Regions from separate parts of the Homo sapiens genome. Here region 2 is linked to region 1. The links are chromatin contacts, found by Hi-C or POLR2A ChIA-PET in ENCODE. All regions are on one chromosome and are shown on one strand. The core of a region is the stretch at or near the end of the contact, and the rest is flanking DNA. Distances in the headings are between cores, read along the strand shown. Region 1 overlaps C9 (complement C9). Region 2 overlaps LINC02104 (long intergenic non-protein coding RNA 2104).

Region 1 (5,813 bases), core at 1,775-4,274:
CTTTCCCTTGACATCCTGAGTTGTGTTCAGAGGCATGCATTTTGTTTAGGGCCATTTGGGATTTAGGTCATATTTCTTCCATTCCAGAATTGCAGTGATGCAGACCTGTCACTCATGCTTCTACCAAAGATACTTTTTCTCCTTTTTCTCTGATCCTAATCGGAATTGCAAAGCCCATGGCAAGTCATCCAGGAAACAAATCACCCATATAATAAGTTTTTATTGAACAGCTACACTGTACCTAGAAATGGTGGAGGTTAGGGTCACATGAGGCATCCTTCCTTCCATCCTGGAGTCATCAGAGTAGACATCGACCTGTATAATTCAATACAGGATGATCCGTTCTGGGGAGAGTACTGAAATATTCCTCACTTCAACAGTGTGGCTGGGGGGAAATGTCTGCCCAAGCCCTGTTCCTCTGCTCAGACATAACCATAACCTGCTTCCAATTCCTCATTAGTCATTTGACTCTTGGTTTACCCAAATGCTGTTTTGAACTTTGATGCCCGTCTCCAGTACATATTTGCCTGCCTCTTGGCTGCAGTTGGAGGCCGCCATTCAGCCTGGGCTCCACTCAACAAGTGGGTTATTCACAGGGCTGTATCTTTCAGGAGGGGGCACCCAGAGGTGCTACACAGATGAACATGGGCCCTGGATCCAGTGCTCGACCAGACCTTTCCTTCATCCCTCCTCTTTCCATATTATCTGTAAAGCATTGTACCATTCAGGAAATATTTTTGTTTAGTGGGCATCTGGGCACAAAAGGGATTTGGAAAGGCAGTTCCTCCAAGTTGCTTTAGCTCCCTTGAACTTCACCTGACCCTTTCTTAAGCTAAAAAATAATAATAATAATTCAAACAACCCACATTCCTAGATTGCAGCTCCTGCTGATCAAAAATGAGAGGCTGTGGGGAAGCTTTGATTGCTTTGAAGTGCGTACCCCCTGGGTCCTGGCCACACTCAGCTGTTTCAGGGAGGACCGGAAAGCCCCATTAGCTGGACCCCAGCTCCAGCAGCTGCACGGCTGAGTTTGGTTTGGTTTCGTGGGCTCCCATTGCTATGCCCTCTTGAGTTTGCCCCGGTTGCCCTGCTCTGAATGCTCTGTGCTTTGCCCTTTGACGGGGGTTGAGGTCAAAACAGAGTGTTCAGAGCCCTCAGTCATGAAGTGAGACGATTTGTTTGAATAATAGCTAACTGAAATTTGCAAAATAACTTTTAAAATCCTCTGAAGCTAGACTTCCCAGGCTCAGGTCAAGGTGCCTTTACTTACCAACAGTGTCATTTTGGGCGGGTTGCTTGGCCTCTCTGTACCTCGCTTCCCTCGTCTGTAAGATGTGGTTTTATTTATGTCCTGGGACTACCATAACAAAGCACCACAAGCTGGATGGCTTCAAACAAAAGAAATGTATTGTCTCACAGTTCTGGAGGTTAGAAGTCTGAAATCAAGGTGTTGGCAGGGCCGTGCTCCCTCCGATACTCTGGGAAGGGTCCCTCCTAGTTTCTGGTGGTGGCCAGCACTCCCTTGTATTTTATTTTTTGGTTTCAGATCATTTCAGTCTATGTGTCTATCATCACATGGCCATCTTCACATCATCTTCCCATTGTGTATGTCTTTATAAAAATGTCCCCTTTTTAAAAGGACACCAGTCATATTGGATTAGGGCCCACCCTAACGATGTCATTTTAACTTGATTACCTCTGTAAAGACCCTATTTCCAAATAAGGTCCCAGTCTTATTTGACACTTAGGACCAAATAATTATCTGGGGTTAGGACTTCAACATACCTTTCAGGGTTGGCGGGCAGGCACAATTCAACTCATCACAATGGTAATGATAGCATCTGTCTAATAAGGTTTTCGTTGTGAACATTAAACAGGTATACATGTAATGTCCTTATGACATCTGTGCCTGGCGCATGGTAAGAACTTAATAAATGCCAGGTATTTAAAAAAAATAATAACCTTCCTGTGCTTTCACTTTGCTATCTTTCTTGTTTAGGACGGAAGGGTTGGAATTACAGCTAGCCTTCAGGGCTCTCCCATGGCTTGAAGACATCTCATGCCACAGCTACAGTGACCTATTATTACTGGAGAACTGTCAGGGATTTCTAACTATTGTTTTTTTCTTTTTTCTTTTATTTTTTTACAAAGATTAATGTGCCCATGAGAACTGGCCATGAGGGGGACATCATCTCTTATGTTTCTCAAGGTAGAGCATCAATGTTTAAAACCACCATGAGAGTAGAATAGTAGCTCAGAGCGTTGCTTCTGGAGCCAGGTGGCCTGGGTTCGATCCCAGCTCCACAATTTACTGGCTCTGCGCCTTAAGTAAATTCCTTAACTTCTCTAAACCTGTACCTCACCTGCTAAATGGGAATAATAATGTGTCCTGCTGTGAGGAATACCTGAGATAACAAAGACAACATGCTTAGCACAGTGCCAGGCAAACAGGAAGTGCTCTGTGAGTGTAGCTATCATTACCTTTTCTCTCTAACTTGTAAATAACAAAATATGCACATGGTTCAAAGATCAAAAATAAAACAAGGTATACATTGAGTATCTTACTTTCCCTACTCATAACTTTCCGTGAGATTTGTGTTATTATATGTAAAGTATATATAAAGAGTTTAAAAACACTTCTTCGCTCCCACCTCATCCTACCTCTACAGGTTGTCACATATATAAGTTTCTGAGTATTCTTCCAGTACTTATTTTGTAGGTTAAACCATAGACTCATACGTAATCTTATTCTCTCCCAGTCTTTTGCAAATGATATCATATTATATATACTATTTTTTACTTTCTTTTACTTTCCTTTTTTTTTTTATTTACTTCATGGCATGTCCTGGATAACTTTCTGAGTCAATATGTGGGAACTTCCTCATTGTCATAGCTGATTAATTCTTACTGATGAACATTTGGGTGTTTCCAATCTTTCGCACTAGAAATAATGTTGCAATGAATATCCTTGTTTATATATCATTTTGTAAGTGGTTAGGTGTACCTGAGGATTAATTCCCAGAGTGATCTGAGTCAAAAGATAATCACTTTGTGACAGTGCTAAAATTGCCCTATTTGTATTATTTTGCACTTTCACCAGCAGAGTAAGAGTACTTGTTTCTCACAGCCTTGCGACAGGAACCACAGGCCAACCTTTTGATATTTGTCAACTTCATAGGTTAAAAAAAAAATAGGTATTTTGGCACGGTTTTAATTTGCCTTTCTCTTATTGAGTCAGATTGCACATTTTTTTCATACATTGAAAGGCCATATATATGTTTTTCTTCGCGAACTATTCATTTCCTTTGTCCATTGTTCTATTGAGTCTCCTGTCTTTCTCTTACATATTTCTATGATCACTTCATAAATTAGTCTTTGTCTCTGATATGAATTACACATATTTTTCCCAGTTTGTCATTCTTCCTTTGACTTTATGTGGTATGTTTTAGTGGAGTTACTTTCATATTTAATTTATTCTTCACTTTTTAAATAACTAAGGAGTACTAGATTGGGGTTTAGAAGACCTGAAAGTGACTAGTTACCTGGGCTCTGGAGAGAAGTTGTCCGGGTTTCAATTCCAACTCTGCCACCAAGTAGCTGCTGTCTAATCTGAGGGCAATTCCTTACCATCTCTGTGGCTCAGGTCCTCATCTTTAAAGTATAATAATAATAATAATAGTAGTAGATATCTAAGGGATGATATAAGAATTAAGTGAGATGATAAATACAAAGGCTTAAGGGAAGAATTCGTGACACATATAAGCACTCACAAATGTTAGCAACTATTATTTAATTTATTTTAATTCAATTTATCTCAACAATCTGGAAAAATATCCAAACATTCATTAATAGAAAAGTTTTGGATATCTAACAAACCAAAGATATTTAAAATGTCACTTTTTCCTCCTACTTTGGTTATATTTGCCTAAGTTTTTCATTTTTATATTCCATGCAAGTGAACAGATATTTATTTATGAACTACATTTGGCCAAATAGGATAATTTGTGTATTTGTCCATTTAATACAGCAAACAGTTATCAACTTTGTCGAATGAGCCAGACGTTGTGTCAGGAATTGCAGTATAATGTTGAACACATTACGGAGGGTCCCTGCCCTCACTGGGCTTACAATCTAGTGAGGAATGCTAACAAGGAAATGGCAATTACAACTCAGTCAAGTTCCCTTGTTGCACCTCAGCCAAGTGAGGCCTGTGATGCTCCTGTGAAGCTTCACCAGTCCACTTGCATACCAGCTTCCTCTGCTCTAGCCTAATCGAGCACTTTGCTCCAATAATGCTGCCACTTTTCTCCTGCAGCATCAATACCTCCCTTTTACTGAATCAATCTCAATGACATACAAACATATTTTAACTTAAAAAAAAATGGCACATTTCTCCACTTTACTCTAGACCCACTCCCTTGCATCCGGTCTCGTGGTATGAAATACCCTCTTATATTCTGACAACATCACATCTATATCTATGGTGAAACGCCACTTATACGCCGACATCCCCACATCTATACCTATGATGAAATACCACTTAGACTCTGACAACTCTCACATCTGTATCTCCAGTGCAATTGTTTCCCTGAGCCCAGTGACCAATTGCTTAGTCAACATCTCTTCTTGAAAAATCTAGTAGGCATCCCAAACATAACATGTCTGGAGAATACCTATTGATTTCTGTACTCGTCTCTACCCACCCTGCACCACCATTCTCCAAGTTACTTAGATTAAAACCTGGGAATCATACCTGAGACCTCTACGTGTGTCATTCCCACTTGCAACTTAACAGTGAGTCCTATTGGTACTACATATATATATATATATATATATACACACACACACACATATATATATACACACACATATATATATACACATATATATACACACACACACATATATATATATATATATATTTTTTATTTATTTATTTATTTATTTATTTTTTTGAGATGGAGTCTCGCTCTGCCACCCAGGCTGGAGTGCAGTGGCGCGATCTCGGCTCCCTGTAAGCTCCGCCTCCCGGGTTCACGCCATTCTCCTGTCTCAGCCTCCCTAGTAGCTGGGACTACAGGCGCCCGCCACCACGCCCGGCTAATTTTTTGTATTTTTAGTAGAGACAGGGTTTCACCGTTTTAGCCAGGGTGGTCTCGATCTCCTTACCTCATGATCCACCCGCCTTGGCCTCCCAAAGTGCTGGGATTACAGACGTGAGCCACCGCGCCCGGCCCGGTACTATCTTTAAACATATCCCAAACCTGATTGCTTTTCGCTATCTCCATGGGCACGACTCACTCCAGCCCAAATCACTATTATTTCTTGCCTGCCTCCATTTTTGTCCACTCCCCAGTAGTCAATTCTCCATCCAGCAACCACAGAAATCATTGGAAAACACAAACTTGTGTTACTTCTGCTCTCCAACTCTTCTAAGTATTCCTAGCAAGCTCAGAATCAAATCCAAACACCTGTCCATGGCCTACAAGGTGGAGCTGCACCCTTCCCTGTTCCCCAGGGCATTTGCACTCTCTTTTTGGCTCACTCTGCTCTAACACCATGCTTGCTGTGCCTCCAACATGCCACATCAGGGCCTTTGCACTTATTTTTCCCTTAGCTTGGAAAACTTTATCCAGACCCTCACAGAGCTTCCTCTCTAAATTCATTGAGGACCTTAATGGACTATCACCTTCTACTCTCTTTTTGTTTTGCTTTTTTGCTGTGTAACAACTCATTCCAAAATAGTATCTTAAAAGAATAGCAATTATTTCTTTTGCTCATAAATCCAGGGGTTGCCTGGGCTCAGCTGAGCG
Region 2 (6,092 bases), core at 432-2,931, 170 kb before region 1:
TAGGTTGGATGCTCACTGAATTTGGAACCAACACAGGAAATGGATGCAAACACTTTTCACTTCCTAGTTCTCCTCCTACACTAAGCTTCATGCTTGGGATCTCAAGAAACTGGTTGAAGAAAGAAGAAAGGCCACCAACCACATTGCCCTAAATACATAGGTATTTGGAAGCAGGTAAAAAACGATGAAGAAGGCTAGACTAGAGGCAAGCTACAAATGCTTAAAAGGGGATTTACCACCCAGAGCAAATGTGGATCAGTCTCTATTGTCCTGGTGTCTCCAACCAGGGAGTGGGAATATGTCTCCTTGTTGACATAGGGCGGTCCTAGAACAAAGAAAGTTGATGACCTAAACCTATCCTTTTTTCCCAGCACTTGAGTTGTGTGTGATTTAACCTTTAACTCTTGCTTGTTGATGTAGGTGAGATGTCAAATATTTTCTACCGGCCTGTCGGCAACTGTTTAAAGTGTTTTCATCACTCTTTCACTAAGGCAAAGCCAGGCTCAGGCTAACCCGTCCTTCTAACAGTTTCTTCCCCCACCCTCTCTCTCCTTTCTCCGCCACTTCCTTCAGACCCAAACAGGAAAGCCATGACAAAGAGCTGGGATCAGCCTGGTAGTCACTGTAAATCTGCAATTACTTAAGTGTTGCTTCCTGTTTTTTGAAAGAATACACTTGCAGCACGGAATAGACTGAGGTCTTGTGACCAACTGTGAACAAATGATTTAAATTGTGACAGGAACAATAAGAAGCCCAGTGTCAGGTCCTGCTGTCCTTCTTTTACCCTCCTTTAATTCTGTAGACCCGGAGTTTAAAGCCTCGTACTTCCTCTAGATCAAATTGCTCTCATGAAAGGACAAAACAGGCACATTCTGCCTACTTCATGCTTAGAGGAAAACCATCCTACCTTTTCCCAAAGCTGAACTCAAACCCACCGGTCTACCCATTCAGGGCAAAACAATTTTTTTTTTTTTTGAGATGGAGCCTCACTCTGTCACTCAGGTTGGAGTGCAGTGGCATGATCTCGGCTCAATTTTCCTGCCTCAGCCTCCTGAGTAGCTAGGATTACAGGCGCCGACTACTATGCTCAGCTAATTTTTGTATTTTTAGGAGATGCGGGGTTTCACCATATAAGCCAGGCTGGTCTTGAACTCCTCACTTTGTGATCCGCCTGCCTTGGCCTCCCAAAGTGTTGGGATTACAGGCGTGAGCCACCGCACCCAGCCTAAAACATTGTTTAAATAGATATATTTTCATTTAATGTTTAAGCCGAAGGCAGAAAGTTTTTACTAGTTTTGCCTTTGCAAGACAAAGGTTTTTCTACCATCAAAAAGAACAAAAAGTGGGGTAAAGATTCTCACCCGCATAATTTCATACATGTTTTTTACTTAATGGTCATTCTTGTTCCCTTAGAGACAGAAGACAATCCTGCTGAAAGAATGGACTTTTAGCTACCAGCAAACAACAGCACACATACAACATATACCTGAAGAAAGCAACTTGGATAAAGGAAGCACTACTCATTTGCATTTTCATAATTTTAGTCTGGAGCTTGCACTCCTATCTTGGAAAGGAAATCTCTTTCATTAAAGAAAACTGGTTATGCCAAATGCACAAAAATAACAGTGGGAGGCACTGGCGTGGGGATGGGTGGAGGAAGGTCACTGCATGACTCAGAAGCATGGCTTCCGTAATTCATATTTTAAGTCGTATTACTTCATAGTCAAAACAGAATTGGCTGGGCGCAGTGGCTCACGCCTGTAATCCTAGCAATTTGGGAGGCCGAGGCAGGTGGATCACTTGAGGTCAGGAGTACGAGACCAACCTGGCCAACATGGTGAAACCCCATCTCTACTAAAAATACTAAAATTAGCCAGACATTGTGGTACACCCCTATAATCCCAGCTACTCAGAAGTCGGAGGCAGAAGAATTGCTTGAACCCCGGGAGCAGAGGTTGCAGTGAGCTGAGATCACACCACTTCACTCCAGCCTGGGCGACAGAGGTCAGAGTGAGACTCTGTCTCCAAAAACAAACAAACAAACAAAACACATAATTTTAGAGTCAGAGAAAAAAACTAACACCTAGCTAAAGTAGGGTTTCTAAGTCATAAACATATATACTATCACATAACTAAAGTAGGGTGTGTCTAAACTACATGTGTGTATGTATATATGTATATTATATTATGCATACATAGCTGAGTATAGTGACACATAGCTAAAGTAGGGTATGTCTTTTATGTGTTTTTTGGATGTAGATTTTTAAATCATATATACCACATTATATAAAATTGTCTCAGCTGAACAGTCTACTTGGAAACTCATTAAAATCTTTCCATAGGAAAGTTTAAAGTAGCCGTAGGCTTAATTCTTATTTCCCCAGTCATTTAGCATATCTATTACTACTTCTTACAGGAAGACGTGGAAAATCAGGCACTTTGGGAATCATGGAACCTTTCTCAGACATGATTTGGTATTACTCTGTGCACCAGATAACTCAGTGGCCTGAAGACTTGAAAAAGTTAATGAACAAGTCAGAAAGGGCCTTTAGGATTACCACTTAAAGGTAGCCCGTTACATAAAAAATTTTGTTTGTAGAAAATAAATCTTAGAGAACTGATAAAGTATGGTGCACACTTGTTAAACATTAGCCCCAAGTTCCCATTTAAGCCACATTATATTTCTGAATTATAGTTTAGACAATATGAAAGTTTGCATGATTCACCCTGATACAGGAATCACTATCCAGGGAGCTAAATGCTTCATGAGTTTCATATTTTAACTGGTAGGTAGACAAGAAAGAGCAAGAACAAAGGACATGACAAAGTAAAGCTGTACCAGAGCAATCCATTGAAAATGACCCAATGTAGTCCAAAGTCAATATTCATTGACTGAATTAATAGTTTTTGAAAAATAAAATGTAGTAAAATTAGTTCCGATGTGGAGATAGGGTGGAAGAAGGTCAAGTTTTATTTTGTTTGTAAAAAGTATTCCATTAAAGCTATGTGGTAAAATTATGCTTTATACCATTTATGAATATCAAAGTACTAAGATAAAACACAACTTTCTTAAAAGTACAGCAGCAACATACTTTAAAAAAAAAAGAAACCAACAAGCAAGAATATGGTCACTGGTAAAAGTGTCTCATTGAAGAATACCCCCATTGAGGAGCTTGGGTATCAAAGGAGCAATAAATGGAAAATGTCCTGTTCAGTCATAGAAAGTTTGAATCTGCTTCATGTCAAAGTGTCACTGCAGCAGAGTTTTTTGTCAGGCATTCATCCTGACTGCTTTTTCTGGTTTTCCTTTCCTTCCCAGTCATCCGAGGGATCCCCTTCCCTATTTGTTTCTCTTTCACTTCTTTCTTCCATTCTTTTTCTTCTAGTCTTCACGCTGTTAACAAAGCTATAATTCATTAAAAATTGAAAATTTTTTTATTGAAATCACATGCACACAGATTCATATTATATATTAGCAAAAATACATGTATACTTTAGTCACCATTGTAACTCAAACAAAGAATTTGGGAGTTATTTATAGTATCATACATATTAGATGAGTGAATTAACCATTACAGCATCACATTCTTACTTAGCACATCACTTGGTGCATTACAAAATGAGGAACATACCAGACCCATTCCATAAGAAACCTTTGGGGAGACACAGGAAAAATCTGAAGATGGTTCATGCCCTTTTCCCGTGGCTTGCACAGCACTGCATGGCTGTTCACATGCACCTCTATACACTCCTTGCCTTCCGTATTTCCCCATTCAGTCCCCCTCGCTGTCATTCCGTCATTTGCATGCTCCTTCTTGCTACATGATATTTTTGAGTTCTATTAAATTTGCTTATACCATATTTACTTTTATGCTCTTACTTTTACTAAGTCCTACTGATATTGAGCACAATTTCTGGATCACTCAGATGTGCAGTAATGTTAATGTAGGGATGAAATGTCCTTAAGACAAGAGCATACAGTAGCTGTGTTTGTGATGCAGCATGTCAACATATTAAGACAATTCAACTAAAATAAAGATTTGATTGACTGTAATGAAGTGAAGAAATTCTGATGATATGTATATATTTATATTATGGCAAACCTATAGAATTTAATATTATGCAGATATTGAAAATCAGATTTTCAAAGAGTACTACATGGCATAAAAATATATGTAATGTTCAGGAAGAAAATGAAGGATATTAAATTGTATATGTAGCAATTCTCAATTTATAAATGTAAATAAATACATATGAATAAAATACAGTGATAGGAAGATAGATACATCGAAATTGGAAGGAAACATACAAAAACAGGGGTGATATTTGGATAGCAGAATTACAGGTGGTTTTGATGTTATTTTTACACTTTTCTGTATTTTCCAAATTTTCTTCAATCACAAGTGTTAATTTTTTTTTCTTATCTAAGAAACAATTTTTCATCTACCTCTGCAATTTTTACTAACTTAATTAAATTCTGTCAGGTAACCTAACAAGTACCAATGTTTCCTTCTTTCTTAAACTCTCACCTTAAATGTTTTCCCTTAGATACTGCTGCTGACTCACAACCTCACAAGCGCATCCCATCCCTTGCCATCTACCCTGATAGAGACTCTCCTCATGCTTTGGACTCTTGAAACATAGGATAGGACTTTGTAGACTCATCACTCAGATATCATTGTTGGTGATCACAATGTCTTAGATAGGGGTCCTTAAAAGCAGAGACTGAGAAAGGGCTCCAGATATATGTGATGTATTGAAGGAGTGATCTTTAGGAAAAACCTAGAAGGCAGTAGATTAAGCTGAACATTGAGGGGGAAAGAGGAAAGGAGAGATGTGATCTCAGGTAAAGTATAGCCTTGGCTGATGCCCAGGAAACTGGGGCATAAATCACACCTCCCACAATCACACCCCCCAAGAAACAACCTTGTTTCACCTTGAGGATATGTGCCCAGGCTTTTGTACCCCCAAACCAGTCAGCCATTGGTGACCCAGAAGGGTGGGGAAAGGTGGCGCTGTAACCCCAGCAGGTGGCTCCTATCAGCAAAGGGCAAGCCTCCAGAAAGAACCCAAAACACCTGAGTACAGATGCACCAACTGGCAAAGGAAATCTGGTGGAGCAACAACCATGTCTCCTACCCACCGTGATAATGAAAAGAGGAGGAGAAGGAAACAGGAAGAGAAGAAAATTTCAAACAAGTGCAGGCAATGTGGAAAGGACACAATTTTTAAGTGATGCTCCCCGCCCCAACTTGGAAGAATGGTGATTCAGGCAAGAAACTGCAACATTCTGGTAGAATACAATACCACAGTAGATTGAAATCATATGAAGGCATTTAAAAATTCCAAAATGGTTTTAATATAGGAGTTTAAGTAGATTGCTGCTTAGATGAACTCTCTATTTGCTCTGACCTCCCAAGAAAGTTTGAAGAGAAGGTACACTTAATTTCCTCCAACACTAATACTTTTCCCATACAAATGTGAGGCTTAAATGCAGCTGCTAGGTTTTCCCAAGAGATGGCTTAATTTTGGAATCTGATGAAAGAACTCTTTGGTCCGGTGGTCCAAATTACTGAGACACTCAGGGACAAGGAGATCTGTAAACTATGCTATAAAGACATGATGAAGATGCCAAAAGCAATTGCAACAAAAGCAAAAACTGACAAATTGGATCTAATTAAACTAAAGAGCTTCTGCACCTCGAAAGAAACTATTAACAGAGTAAACAGACAACCTACAAAATGGGAGAAAATTTTTGCAAACTATGCACCTAACAAAGTCTAACATGCAGCATCTAGAAGGAACTTCAACAAATTTACAAGACAAAGACAAACAACCCCATTAAAACGTGGGCAAAGAACATGAACAGACACTTTTGAAAAGAAGACATACAAGCAGCCAACAATCATATGAAAATAAGCTCACATCACCAATCATTAGAGAAATGCAAATCAAAACCACAATGTGATACCATCTTACACCTGTCAGAATGGCTATTATTGAAAAGGCAAAAAATAGCAGACACTGACCTGGTTGTGGAGAAAAAGGCACACTTATACACAGTTGGTGGGAGTGTAAATCAGTTCAACCAT

Evidence for each region. A loop is a pair of places that touch in the nucleus more often than their neighbours do. ChIA-PET counts read pairs that join two places held with the same protein, here RNA polymerase II (POLR2A). Pooled maps may share reads with other maps.
Region 2: a map of endothelial cell of umbilical vein shows a loop between it and region 1 (9-fold over the local background). The contact joins two enhancer-like sites. A Hi-C loop is called at or near these places in 2 of 168 maps with a recorded cell type or tissue (K562 and endothelial cell of umbilical vein) and 3 of 50 pooled maps. POLR2A ChIA-PET finds 5 or more read pairs at or near these places in 4 of 52 experiments (A673, BJ, H1 and 1 more).

What each region holds. Positions count from the first base shown.
Region 1 is chr5:39,358,127-39,363,939 of GRCh38, reverse strand. All of the region lies in intron 1 of C9 (complement C9), which reads left to right. Among named protein-coding and RNA genes, the nearest start is that of C9, 3.5 kb to the left of the region's middle. Within about 2 kb of position 3,024, at least 3 of the 41 ENCODE cell types and tissues checked have a DNase peak (open chromatin) inside an H3K27ac peak, as active enhancers do; they include endothelial cell of umbilical vein, where a contact is called at or near this core.
Region 2 is chr5:39,521,565-39,527,656 of GRCh38, reverse strand. It overlaps LINC02104 (long intergenic non-protein coding RNA 2104), which reads right to left. Exons shown (of 3, transcript NR_104632.1): 2 at 6,030-6,092; 3 at 2,949-3,406. Among named protein-coding and RNA genes, the nearest start is that of LINC02104, 4.2 kb to the right of the region's middle. Within about 2 kb of position 1,681, at least 8 of the 41 ENCODE cell types and tissues checked have a DNase peak (open chromatin) inside an H3K27ac peak, as active enhancers do; they include endothelial cell of umbilical vein, where a contact is called at or near this core.